Linked DNA regions of Homo sapiens: region 2 is linked to region 1. A link is an interaction called in ENCODE POLR2A ChIA-PET data of the cell type or tissue named here. Cell type or tissue: A673. All regions are shown on one strand. Links, peaks and the distances in the headings refer to the core of each region. The heading gives the core; the rest is flanking DNA.

What was found. Peaks named below come from ENCODE experiments on the same cell type or tissue, not always from the same donor. Only the 100,000 strongest peaks of a DNase experiment are listed, where the experiment ranks them.
Region 2: POLR2A ChIA-PET joins it to region 1 with 15 read pairs; 10 of 35 experiments call an interaction of 5 or more read pairs at or near these places.

Annotation. Positions count from the first base shown.
Region 1 is chr20:50,746,637-50,752,889 of GRCh38, forward strand. It overlaps PARD6B (par-6 family cell polarity regulator beta), which reads left to right. Exons shown (of 3, transcript NM_032521.3): 3 at 3,023-6,253. The coding sequence ends at 3,852. Among named protein-coding and RNA genes, the nearest start is that of PARD6B, 18 kb to the left of the region's middle. In A673, for the core only: a CTCF peak has its summit at 2,844 (motif pointing left); a DNase peak (open chromatin) is centred at 2,825; H3K27ac peaks cover 266 bases.
Region 2 is chr20:50,588,084-50,594,336 of GRCh38, forward strand. RIPOR3 (RIPOR family member 3) reads right to left here. Exons shown (of 22, transcript NM_001290268.2): 18 at 4,952-5,113; 19 at 4,261-4,463; 20 at 1,603-1,686. Among named protein-coding and RNA genes, the nearest start is that of MIR645, 5.4 kb to the left of the region's middle. RefSeq lists a silencer at 49-343 and an enhancer at 81-140. In A673, for the core only: no CTCF peak of the experiment used is centred there; no DNase peak of the experiment used is centred there.

The DNA of each region.
Region 1 (6,253 bases), core at 1,333-3,832:
CTAGATGGGAGAACAAAGGTGGCTTTGTACTGGGGCATATTGCTTTTGAGAATTTAGCAGAGAGCATTCAAATGGAGTCTGGATGTGATGCCAAATTATGCAGATTTGGAGTTTATTTTGGTTAGGTTTCCCATGAGTAGGTATGTAGGCAACGTAATACTGTTCTCAGTTTATATGGTCTGGAATTTCCCTTATAAATGTTATATAGGCTTTCCTTATTGATTGTTTTAAAACACAAATATGTATGATTTTGAGAAAACACATTACCAGAAGACTATTCTTGATAGGTTTTTTTGCCAAAAAGATTGTTGTACCAATGGATTTATATCCAAAGCCATATTATAAATACATTTCTGTCTCTGTAAGAGCCCAATGCAAATACTTATAAATGATTACAAGTGTCCCCAAGGGGAAAAAAATGCCAAAAAAATAAGATACCCGTAACCTTATATATTTATCTGAAACTAGGTTTTGAAGAGTGTTCACGCAGCATCAGAAAAGAATACTAAAGCTCCCCATACTCTGACATAATTGATACTTGGCATTCATTATTGTGACTTGGAAGATACTAGCCTCGTAAGAAAACCTGGGCTCTAGTTCTTTCTGTGTAACTTACGTTGTACCCTTAATTTATTGGTTATAAAGTGAAGATGATAATAGTTTAGCAATGAGGGGGTTTAGGATTAAACAAGAGAATATGAGTTGAAGCGCTATACAAACGCAAGATGGTGAGATTGGTGTTTTCTGTGGCAGCAGCTGAGACTAGGATTTTCAACTATTTTGTGGAGGAGGAGGGAAGCCATTTATTTTTTGTTGTTGTCTTTTCTTTTCTTTTTCTTTTTTTCTTTCTTTCTTTTTTTTTTTTTTTTTTTTTTTGCCTAGCCACTGGAAAACCAGGGAGAGGCATTATTGAAGTTGTTGTGTTTTTTTTTTAATTCATGTAAATTTCACTTTTTAGTTTATCCTCATTGTAGTTATTTTTGAAAATACTATTTTAACTTTTGTTTCTGCTGTTAGTTTCATTTTCTGTTTTACCTCTCATTCTCTGATGAAATGTTTTGTTTATAGACTATCTTCCTTCAGCCATATAATTTAACCATATCTGGTGTTAGGTGTTCTGTTTTCCCTTTTAGTTTATTATTTAATTAGGCGGCAGTATTTAAAGATCGCAAGATTTTGCCTAAAAACAAGACTTTCTGGCATGAAGAAAATCTGCGAGGAACTGAGAAGCAGCTATGCCATCTAAATGAGGCAGGAGCTCTCCAGTTTGCCAGAGTCCTACTACTTCCTATTGTCTGTGTCACCACCACTGAGGACAAAATACCATTGAACTTTATGCATAGTTTTTCACACAGTAAAGAAAAAAGTTAAAACTCCACCTTTGCCTCTTTCAAAATGAAAATGAGAGATCAAGAATTCCTGCTGGGCGAGGTGGCTCACACCTGTAATCCCAGCACTTTGGGAAGCTGAGGCAGGTGGATCACCTGAGGTCAAGAGTTCCATCAAGACCAGCCTGGCCAACATAGTGAAACCGCATCTCTACTGAAAATACAAAAATTATCTGGGCATAGTGGCGCATGCCTGTAATCCCAAGCCACTTGGGAGGCTAAGGCAGGAGAATCGCTTGAACCTGGGAGGCGGGGGTGGCAGTGAGCTGAGATCATGCCTCTGCACTCCAGCCAGGACGACAGAGCGAGACTCCGTCTCAAACAATAGCAACAGAAAACTGAGGGAGAGTGTTTATTTGCAGAATACCAAAATTCCGAAGTGTTTGTTTGATATGCATCAGCATCAATTACATTATCTGCCCACTCAGCCTCTGATATTGGTATATGATTTTACTCTCTGATTTACCTTGAGAATCAAATATCCCACTTCAAGTATTTGAGTTGAATATGATAAACATGCAAATTGCAGGCGTGTTTTTGTTTTGTTACCGAGGCTGGAGTGCAGTGATCATAGTGCGCTGCAGACCTGAATCCTGGAGTGAAGCCATCCTCCCATCTCAGCCTCCCAAGTAGCCGGGACTCCAGGCAGACGCTACCTACCACACCTGGCTAATTTTTTTTTACTTTTCATAAAGACAGGGTCTCACGCTGTTGCCCAGGCTGGGCTCAAGTGATCCACTCACCATGGCCTCCCAAAAAAGCACTGGGATTATAGACGTGAGGCACCACGCCCAACCACATTACAAGTTTTTTAAACAAGTGAAGGAAAAATGTATTTTAAGTAACTGGTTTAAAATGATGTTTTAAGGCCGGACACAGTAGCTCTCACCTGTACTCCTAGCACATTGAGAGGCTGAGGCGGGAGGATCTCCTGAGGCCAGGAGTTCAAAACCAGCCTGGGCAACATAGCAAGACCCTATTCAAAAAAAAGTAAAAATACATATATATTTAATGATGTTTAAGAATATGTAAGATCTGGCCAGGTGCGGTGGCTCACGCCTATAATTCCAGCACTTTGGGAGGCCGAGGTGGGTGGATCATGAGGTCAGGAAATCGAGACCATCCTGGCTAACACGGTGAAACCCCATCTGTACTAAAAATACAAAAAGTTAGCCAGGCCTGGTGGCACACACCTGTAGTCCCAGCTACTCGGGAGGGTGAGGCAGGAGAATTGCTTGAACCCGGGAGGCGGAGGTTGCAGTGAGCCGAGGTCACGCCACTGCACTCCAGCCTGGTCGACAGAGCGAGACTCCATCTCAAAAAAAAAAAAAATATGTAAGATCTATCATAGTTTCATTTGCCATATTTAATGTTTAAAAGTGAATGAGCTCTATCAAATTTAACTTCAACATTGGTTTATTTTGTGATGTGTATTTGAGATGGCCACCTAGTGGTTTTTTCTGGTATGGCATTTTACTACTGTACTAGATTATGATCTGATTAGAATAAGCTTATTAGCTAGTTTGTTTATATACCAAATATATTTTGAGTTATCCTTTCTGTACAGATTCAGCTGCAAGTGAATAGATATTTTTACAGCATTTCTATAATTATTTTGTTTTATTTTTAAACAGAAGAAGCAGACTACAGTGCCTTTGGTACAGACACGCTAATAAAGAAGAAGAATGTTTTAACCAACGTATTGCGTCCTGACAACCATAGAAAAAAGCCACATATAGTCATTAGTATGCCCCAAGACTTTAGACCTGTGTCTTCTATTATAGACGTGGATATTCTCCCAGAAACGCATCGTAGGGTACGTCTTTACAAATACGGCACGGAGAAACCCCTAGGATTCTACATCCGGGATGGCTCCAGTGTCAGGGTAACACCACATGGCTTAGAAAAGGTTCCAGGGATCTTTATATCCAGGCTTGTCCCAGGAGGTCTGGCTCAAAGTACAGGACTATTAGCTGTTAATGATGAAGTTTTAGAAGTTAATGGCATAGAAGTTTCAGGGAAGAGCCTTGATCAAGTAACAGACATGATGATTGCAAATAGCCGTAACCTCATCATAACAGTGAGACCGGCAAACCAGAGGAATAATGTTGTGAGGAACAGTCGGACTTCTGGCAGTTCCGGTCAGTCTACTGATAACAGCCTTCTTGGCTACCCACAGCAGATTGAACCAAGCTTTGAGCCAGAGGATGAAGACAGCGAAGAAGATGACATTATCATTGAAGACAATGGAGTGCCACAGCAGATTCCAAAAGCTGTTCCTAATACTGAGAGCCTGGAGTCATTAACACAGATAGAGCTAAGCTTTGAGTCTGGACAGAATGGCTTTATTCCCTCTAATGAAGTGAGCTTAGCAGCCATAGCAAGCAGCTCAAACACGGAATTTGAAACACATGCTCCAGATCAAAAACTCTTAGAAGAAGATGGAACAATCATAACATTATGAAACCGTGGTTTGAATGTTTTCAGAGTGAGGATGCCATGAGGACTTGTACATTTGGCTAGTTTAAAAGCATATATACCTCTGACCAGTGACGTGGAATAGGCATGAGACGAGTAACGTTGCAAGCTTACAATATTATTAAAGTAGTAGTTTGATAATTGTTAATATAAACTTTGGTGGATCAGAGGTGAATTTAAGTCCAAAACAAAGGGGCCTTTGCTGATGAAGTTACGTGCTTTTGCTGTTTTGTCTGTGGAGAATCAGATGTTAAAGCACATTCTTGGAACTATGTGAGAAGACTAGATCATTTCTGTTGGAAGTGGTTGCATATTTAACCTGCTGTGCAGAGCCCAGTTAATTTTTCCTTTAACTGTATTTTTAAAATTCTAATGTGAAGTCTGATTCTCTCTTGTGGTACATTGGGGACCTCAGCTCTTAAAGGTCTCATGTTCCCAATATTTTATTTTGATTTTTTTTTTTTTTTTTTTTTTTTTTTTTTTTAGTGACTGGGTCTCACTCTGTTGCCCACACTGGAATGCAGTGGCATGATCACAGCTCTCTGCAGCCTCAATCCCCTGGGCTCAAGCAGTCCTCCCACCTCAGCCTCCTGAGTAGCTGGGACCATAGGCACATACCACCACATCTGTCTACTTTTTGTATTTTTTGTAGAGACAGGGTTTCGCCATGTTGCCCAAGTTGGTCTTGAACTCCTGGGCTTAAGCAGTCCTGCCTCGGCTTCCCAAAATGCTAGGATTAGAGCCACCATGCCCAGCCTATTTTGATTTTTGTTTTTTTATGTTCCTTTCTAATAAATTGTAACAAATGATGTTCTCAAGTACATTTCCAGTTTCTTTTCTTTTCTTTCTTTTTTTTTTTTTTTTTTTTTTTGAGATGGAGTCTCGCTCTATCGCCCAGGCTGGAGTGCAGTGGCGCGATCTTGGCTCACTGCAAGCTCTACCTCCTGGGTTCACACCATTCTCCTGCCTCAGCCTCCCAAGTAGCTGGGACTACAGGCGCCTGCCACCATGCCTGGCTAATTTTTAGTAGAGACGGGGTTTCGCAGTGTTAGCCAGGAAGGTCTCAATCTCCTGACCTCCTGATCCGCCCGCCTCGGCCTCCCAAAGTGCTGGGATTACAGGCGTGAGCCACCGCGCCCAGTTGTGCATTTCTGGTTTCTAAGAATCAAACCACTTGGCTGTTTTTAGGAGTTACTTCCCATGTTATAAAGCTGAGGAAGCTTTTTTTTTTTTTTTTTGAGACAGAGTCTCTGTCACCCAGGCTGGAGTGCAGTGGTGCAATCTCAGCTCCCGGGTTCAAGCAATTCTCCTGCCTCAGCCTTCTGAGTAGCTAAGATTACAGGTGTGCGCCAACACGTCTGGCTTATTTTTTTGTATTTTTAGTAGAGATGGAGTTTCACCATGTTGGTCAGGTGGGTCTCAAACTCCTGACCTCAAGTGATCCGCCCATCTCCTCCCAAAGTGCTGGATTGCAGGCATGAGCGCCTAGCCAGGAAGCTATCTTTTCTTGAGTTATGAAACTTTGCAACAGTTGTTCAAATTGGTGTTTGTCCTTCCTATAGCTTTCATATTTTCAAATTAATTCTGTATGGCTATATAATTTATGTTTTAAAAGGCAATTCTCTTGACTTTGGAAATATGGAAGTCTCTCCTTTAACCTATTCTTGTTCCCATTCCCAGTCTCATTTGAAATCATTCCTTTTATTGTTAGTGTGTGTATTTTTGTTGGTGTGCTTTTAATGCATCCAAGTATGCATCATTTTGGATAAAAAATACATCCAAATTAAGATGTTTTAACACATAGGACAAACTTGTGCACTTTTTATGCCAAAAAAAAAAAAAATTGGGTTTTCCTTCATGGGATTTCTAGAAACACTGCCTACACTTTATGAAAACTACATAGTATTCACCTGTGACAGGTAGAGTTTATCACTATTAATTTTATGAGGCTATTTATTACTTTCCAATGCATCCACTTAGAACAAGCTAAGAGTAAGGCTGCTAACTTTAATTCCTTGCCTGATTTTATTGTACAGTGTGCACAAGCACAATGGTATGCTTGTATATAGAAACTAAAAATACTATGAAGTACATAAGTTCCCTATGGCTTATGGAGAGTTATTTATTAATTAACTTTATGGTAGGGCTAGTATGAATACCTTTTTAACAATTGTGTGCTATTACAACAATGAAGATTCAAATGACTCCGCTTTGAAGGATGTTTTCTCTATATGGTAAAATATATATGAAGAAGTCTTGATTACGTGAAGATCACTTGACTCAGAATACTTCAATGTATTTTGTTCACATTACCACTAAGCATATTATCAGTAAACTATTAACTGACTGCACATTATGTAATACGTTGTACTTTTTGTTGAATTCAC
Region 2 (6,253 bases), core at 1,616-4,115, 160 kb before region 1:
CGCCTCTTCAGCCCTTACACCCGCTAGGGAGCCAGGCTGTTAGCAGAACTCGTCATCCTGGATGCCTGCTGAAAGGCTAGAATTGAAAAGGAGACCTGCTGCTTTCTGGACCTTCCTGCCTCCCTCACGCTCTCCTTGCCCTACTCTCCAGGACAGCCTGTGCCAGTACTTCGCCCAACTCAGGCACATGCCCCCTGGCTGCTCCTGCAGGCCAAGGACCGGCATGCGCTGCAGCGCCCTCTACTGGGCACCTGGCCCTCGCTGGTTTTCTGATCCTAACCAGCTTCTCCTCTTAGAATTTCCTGCTGATCCATCCCAGAATGAATGGGAGTTCAATCTGTACTGAATTATCTTTCATCTAGCAATTGTGCAATTCCAAATGCAGGTGAGGTTGAGGGAAAGCGGGCATCCCCTCACATCCATGGGATCTATGTGTGGGTTGTATCAAGAGTCTCAAAAATGCTCATATTCTCCGGTCCTAGAATTGGGTCTAGCCTAAGGAAATAATTCAGAACTCCATGTTTTTTTAAAGCTTTATGCACAAACATGATCATAAGACATGATTTATGATAAAAATTGGATGAAGTAAACTTTCCTATGAAAGCAGCTGAGTAGGTTAAATTAAGGTATACACTTGATAGCCCCTTCATAAAGAATTCTCAAGTGAAAAAAAAAAAAAAAAAAAGAAAAAAAACACCACAAATAAAGAATTCTAGGCCGGGCGCGGTGGCTCATGCCTGTAATCCCAGCACTTTGGGAGGCCGAGGCGGGCAGATCACGAGGTCAGGAGATCGAGACCATCCTGGCTAACACAGGTAAAACCCCATCTCTACTAAAAATACAAAAAAATTAGCCGGGCGTGGTGGTGGGCGCCTGTAGTCCCAGTTGCTGGGGAGGCTGAGGCAGGAGAATGGTGTGAACCCAGAAGGCAGAGCTTGCAGTGAGCCGAGATCGCGCCACTGCACTCCAGCCTGGGTGACAGAACAAGACTCCATCTCAAGAAAAAAAAAAAAAAAAAAAAAAAAAAAAAGCTAAAGTGCTGCCAGTCTAACACAAAATGTTCTTATTTTGTTGACTGTTTTTAAACTATGTTTGGATCAACAATTTTAAATGCTCACACACACCCACAAACTTTTAAAAGAAGCATACCAGAATGTCAACCATTGTTTCTGCTACATTCTAGGATGATGGATAACTTTCTTTTCTATCTCTGTATTTTGTAACTTTTTTTTTTTTTTTTTTAAGATGGAGTCTTGCTCTGTCACCCAGGCTGCAGTGCAGTGGCACGATCTCGGCTCACTGCAACCTCCACCTCCCGGGTTCAAGTCCCGAGTAGCTGGGACTACAGGCATGTGCCACCACGCCTAGCTAATTTTGTGTGTGTGTATTATTAGTAGAGATGGAGTTTCGCCATGTTGGCCAGGCTGGTTTCAAACTCCTGACCTCAGGTGATCTGCCTGCCTTGGCCTCCCAAAGTGCTGAGATTACAGGCGTGAGCCATCACGCCCAGCCCCAGTGGAATCATTTTGAAGTTAACTAACCTTAACCCTAACCACAAGCAGGCTTTTCTATCAGCCACTAATGGGGAAACGTCAGGCTCACCTTGAGGTGTTTGAGCGCTAGGCATGCGGCCTGCTGGAGCCTTGCGTCGTTCTCTGCCAGGGCGTTGGTGTAGAACAGCAAAGCCTGGGGAGAGTAAGGAGGCTGTGAATGGAGGGGTAAGCAGAAGTGGAGTCCATGGTTCCGGGTCCATCAGCCACCAGGTGCCGACAGTAAGGCACGCTGTGCCCATCTTTCTCTAAACAACGTTCAGGACACGATCGGTCCATCTTTGGGCCCTGTGTACACAGTCACAAGATCTATACTGTGGTGTTTAATTTATCCCTAAAAACAGATGCCAGGGCTAATACAATGAAGAAAGCTATTTTTGTCTAATAATATTCCGGAAGTGCATTCTGAAACTGCTGTCTATAAAATGCTGAATCAGAGAAATCAGATGCCCAGCTCAGAACAACAGAAGAACTGATCATCCCATGTGCGTTGCCCTCTTCAGCTGAAAACGGGCAAGGCTGCTGCCTTGGGCCAGAGGGAAACCTGCCTATTCCCCTCAGCCCTCCTGTCCAATCCCAGCGGTGACCCTGCCCTCTTCGGTCTCACGACCATGGCCACATCAGTTCATGTCTTTGGGCCTAACTTGACTCAGCTGAAAACAAAGCTGGCACTTGCTTCATGTGTTATTGTAGGGTTTGTCAGAAAGCACACAGGGTTATGCCCGGCCCGCAGTGGAGTCCAGCGTCTGCGGCTGCAAAGGGAAACCCAGGAGTGGGTTTGCCCTCACTCAGTCGAGTGGCTGCACCTTCAACTGCACGGGTGGGGCGATGGAGGGGCCCAGGTGTAGAGTTGGCTCCAGGGACCTGGGCCCAGAGCCAAAAGAGAATGGCCGCCTTTCCATCTGCAGGTGGCTCTCCAAAGTGTCTGCTGCTTTGGGAAGACAGACTGGGAGTAGGATCGGGTCCTCCCGCTCCTCCTACACAGGGCTCTGGTGAAGGCTGTGAGGCCACATCGGTGTGGAAATGTCACACTGCCCACTGCCTCTAACCCCAGGGTCCCAGGTCATGGCAGCCTACTCCTTCCTCAGCACCCTCATCTGAGGCCAAGCAATCTGTCACTGGGTTGGCCCCCACCTCAGTGTTTCCTACTCTCTAAAGTCTGTCACATGAAGATGAAGGCCCTTTTTTTTTTTTTTTTTGAGACAGAGTCTCACTTCGTTGCCCAGCCTGGGGTGCAGTAGCACAATCTCGGCTCCCTGCAGCCTCTGCTTCCCATGGAGGCCTTGTTTATATACCCCCATACCCAAAAAACAAAATACACCTGACTTCAGTGGATCCTTGAAGCCAACTACTAGTTTTCAGGAACTACAGAAGACAGAGAAATACATTAAACTACCGTTAAACTTCCTGCAAGCAGCAAAGTCTAGATAGTCTAGGTCAACCTGGGATCGATCAAATTAATTGCAAGCAGAGAAAGAAACGGGGAAAAAAACCTTTAGATTGATTGGAAGCCATCAGCCAATCACAATGTGTGTCCTTATGTAGATACTATTTTAACAAAAAATAAAACAGGATGCTTGAGGCTTGGAAATTTGAACATAAGATATATGATATAAAGGAATTGATAGTTAATTTTTTAGATAAGATAATGGTGTTAGAGTTGTGATTTTTGAAAGAATTCTTAACCTTTTGACACATATAGTTAACTATTTAAGGTCAAATAGGATGCCTCAGGTTGCTTCAAAGTGATACAGGGGAGTGGAGGGGAAAGGGGCAGGATTGGCCATGGGTTGATGGTGGTTGGGCTTGGGTTATGGGTGCAGGTGGATTCATTATATTGCTCTGTCTACTTTTGCAAGTTCAAAAGTCTCCAAATAAAGAGTTAAAAACAACCACAAAGTAGGCGGATGGGCTCCAAGAAGGGCTATTGGCAATGGAACTGGAGATTTCCTCTCTAGTCTGGAGCTGAGACCATCAGTGTAGACTATGCCCTTGATGTCACCCTTCCTGAACCCCTCAGGGTGTGGCGCCTTAAACGTACAGTAGTTACAGGCAAAGAGTGAAAAAGCAGAGAGGTCCACTCTCTTGGTTTTCAAATGGACTGAACACAGTGACCCATTACCAGGTAGCCATGAATATTAATTGAAAGTAAATAAGGATGACTATCAAAACACTAAGAAAGGCTGGGCGCAGTGGCTCACGCCTGTAATCCCAGCACTTTGGGAAGCCAAGGCAGGCGGATCGCAGGGTCAGGAGTTTGAGACCAGCCTGGCCAACATGGTGAAACCCTGTATCTACTAAAATTACAAAAATTAGCTGGGTATGGTGGTGGGCGCCTGTAATCCCAGCTACTCAGGAGGCTGAGGCAGGAGAATTGCTTGAACCCAGGAGGTGGAGGTTGCAAGATCGTGGCACTGGACTCCAGCCTGGGCAACAGAGCAGAACTCTGTCTAAACAGACAGACAAAAAACGCACTAAGAAAAACATTCAGCGTGCAAGTGACATCTCAGAGGCCTAACAGATGTGTTGCTTTGGAAGCAGCAAGGTGCATTCATGTGTGTTAGATCGTAGCCCAGGTCCCTCCATCAAAATAGCTCACAGCTACTGCAGCCCCTGGCACTCACTTCTTTGTACTTTTCCATGAGAACACCAGCTTACCTATGCCCACACATCTGTGGCCAGGGTCTGCCACCTGCCCTGGACAACGTACCTTTTCCCGGAAGCTTCTGTTCCTGACTGCACCAGCCAGGCGAGCGCTGGCCGCCCTGCACACCCTCGGAGTGCCGTCCAGCTGGAGCAGCGCCCAGGCTCTTAAGGTCTGGGGCAGAGGCTGGAGCTGGCCCAGCCGCTTCCCCTGCAGCTTCCGGACCACCTTGGCCTGTCCCGCACAGTGAAGCTCCTCGATGAGTGTCACTAGAAGACAGGAAAGAGGTGGGCCCAGGTCCCCTGAATGGGAGTTTGGCAGGACAGCTGCAAGTTTGCTTGGCTGCTGCCAGTAGCCACAGAGGAACAAATCCCAGACCCACCGGGATGATCACCAAGGCCCAGCCTGGACTAATTTCACAGGGAGCTCCTGGAATCTCCAGGAAGGCCTTTTAACAAGGGGTCAAATATGCTCCATAAATTAATAAAACCACAGCCCACACTTCCAGGGACTCTGGCCAGCCAAGATCACCCTCCTACCCAGCTCTGACCTCTGTTCCGTGCTTTTTAAAGCTGACTTCCCTTGGAGCTAATATCAGCCCCCATCGGCTGAACGCAGAATCTCATTAAATCGGGGTTCCCAAAAGAACAGTTGGCGGGGATGGATGTAGTGGTTCTGAATTATAACCTGAGAAACTGCATGTGACAGGGCTCCGTGGATATTCCTCTGCTATGACAGCCACCCACCCCAGTCTTACCTTCCTTGGTGAGCTGGGTGAAGTGCTTCTCCAGGTCAGAGACGCTCTGCCTCTGCAGGTAGCTGTGAAACTGGAACCAGGTAATGATCTGTTCTTCTGGGAGCCCAGCTCCGGGGAGCAGCCCACCACAGCTGACCACCTGCTCCAGGAGCCTGCGGCACGCTGGCCAAAGGGGAGAGTACATCAGGAGAAACTGAGACCTCGACCCTCCACGCTTCTCAGCTGGGAGTAGCCTGGTCAGCTAAAAGGCTTTCTGGGCCGGGCGCAGTGGCTCGCACCTGTAACCCCAGCACTTTGGGAGGCCAAGGTGGGCAGATCACCTGAGGTCAGGAGTTCGAGACCAGCCTGACCAACATGGTGAAACCCCATCTCTACTAAAAATACAAAATTAGCTGGGTGTGGTGGTGCCTGCCTGTTTCCCAGCAACTCTGGAGGCTGAGGCAGGAGAATCGCTTGAACCCGGGAGGTGGAGGTTGTAGTGAGCCAAGATTGCGCCACTGCATTCCAGTCTGGGCAACCATGAGTGAAACCCCATCTCAAAAAAAAAAAGGGTTTCTGATGGCACGAGGGCAGGTGTCCCTCACTGCATTCCCTGTGCTGTAGGGGAGGAGTGTGCCCAGCTAGAGTCAGGACTGTGACTCCAACTCACCCTGAGTCAGACCGTGTTGGGTTCATCCCCATGCCCTGGGCCCCACACCACACCTGGATCAAAATCCCGGAGGCAGGGCCTGGGAATATGCATGTCAACAAGCAGTCCAGGTGGTGCTTGGAACATGACTGTCACCTTTCACTTGCTCCACAGAGAAAGGCAAATTCTGGGGAAGAACGCAGTCCAGCCAGCATTTCTAGATACCCTCGTGGGCCCCTGCCTGCCTCCCTTCCCATAAGGTTCATTCTTTACCCGTCAGGCTCTGGTGGGAGGCATGGAATCTGTCCCCAGAAAAATGCTCTGGCGGCCGGGCGCAGTGGCTCATGCCTGTAATCCCAGCACTTTGGGAGGCCGAGGCGGGCGAATCACAAGGTCAGGAGTTCGAGACCAGCCTGGCCAATATGGCGAAACCCCGTCTCTACTAAAAATACAAAAAAAGAAAATTAGCCAAGCGTGGTGGTGCACACCTGTAATCCCAGCTACTCGGGAGGCTGAGGCAGAAGAATCGCTTGAACCCGGGAGGTAGAGGTTGCAGTGAGCCATGATTGTGCCACAGCACTATAGCCTGGGCGACAGAGTGAGACTCCATCTCAAAAAAAAAAAAAAAAAAAAATGCACCGGCCCACCAAGTTTGCACGCAGCTTCAGGGCTCC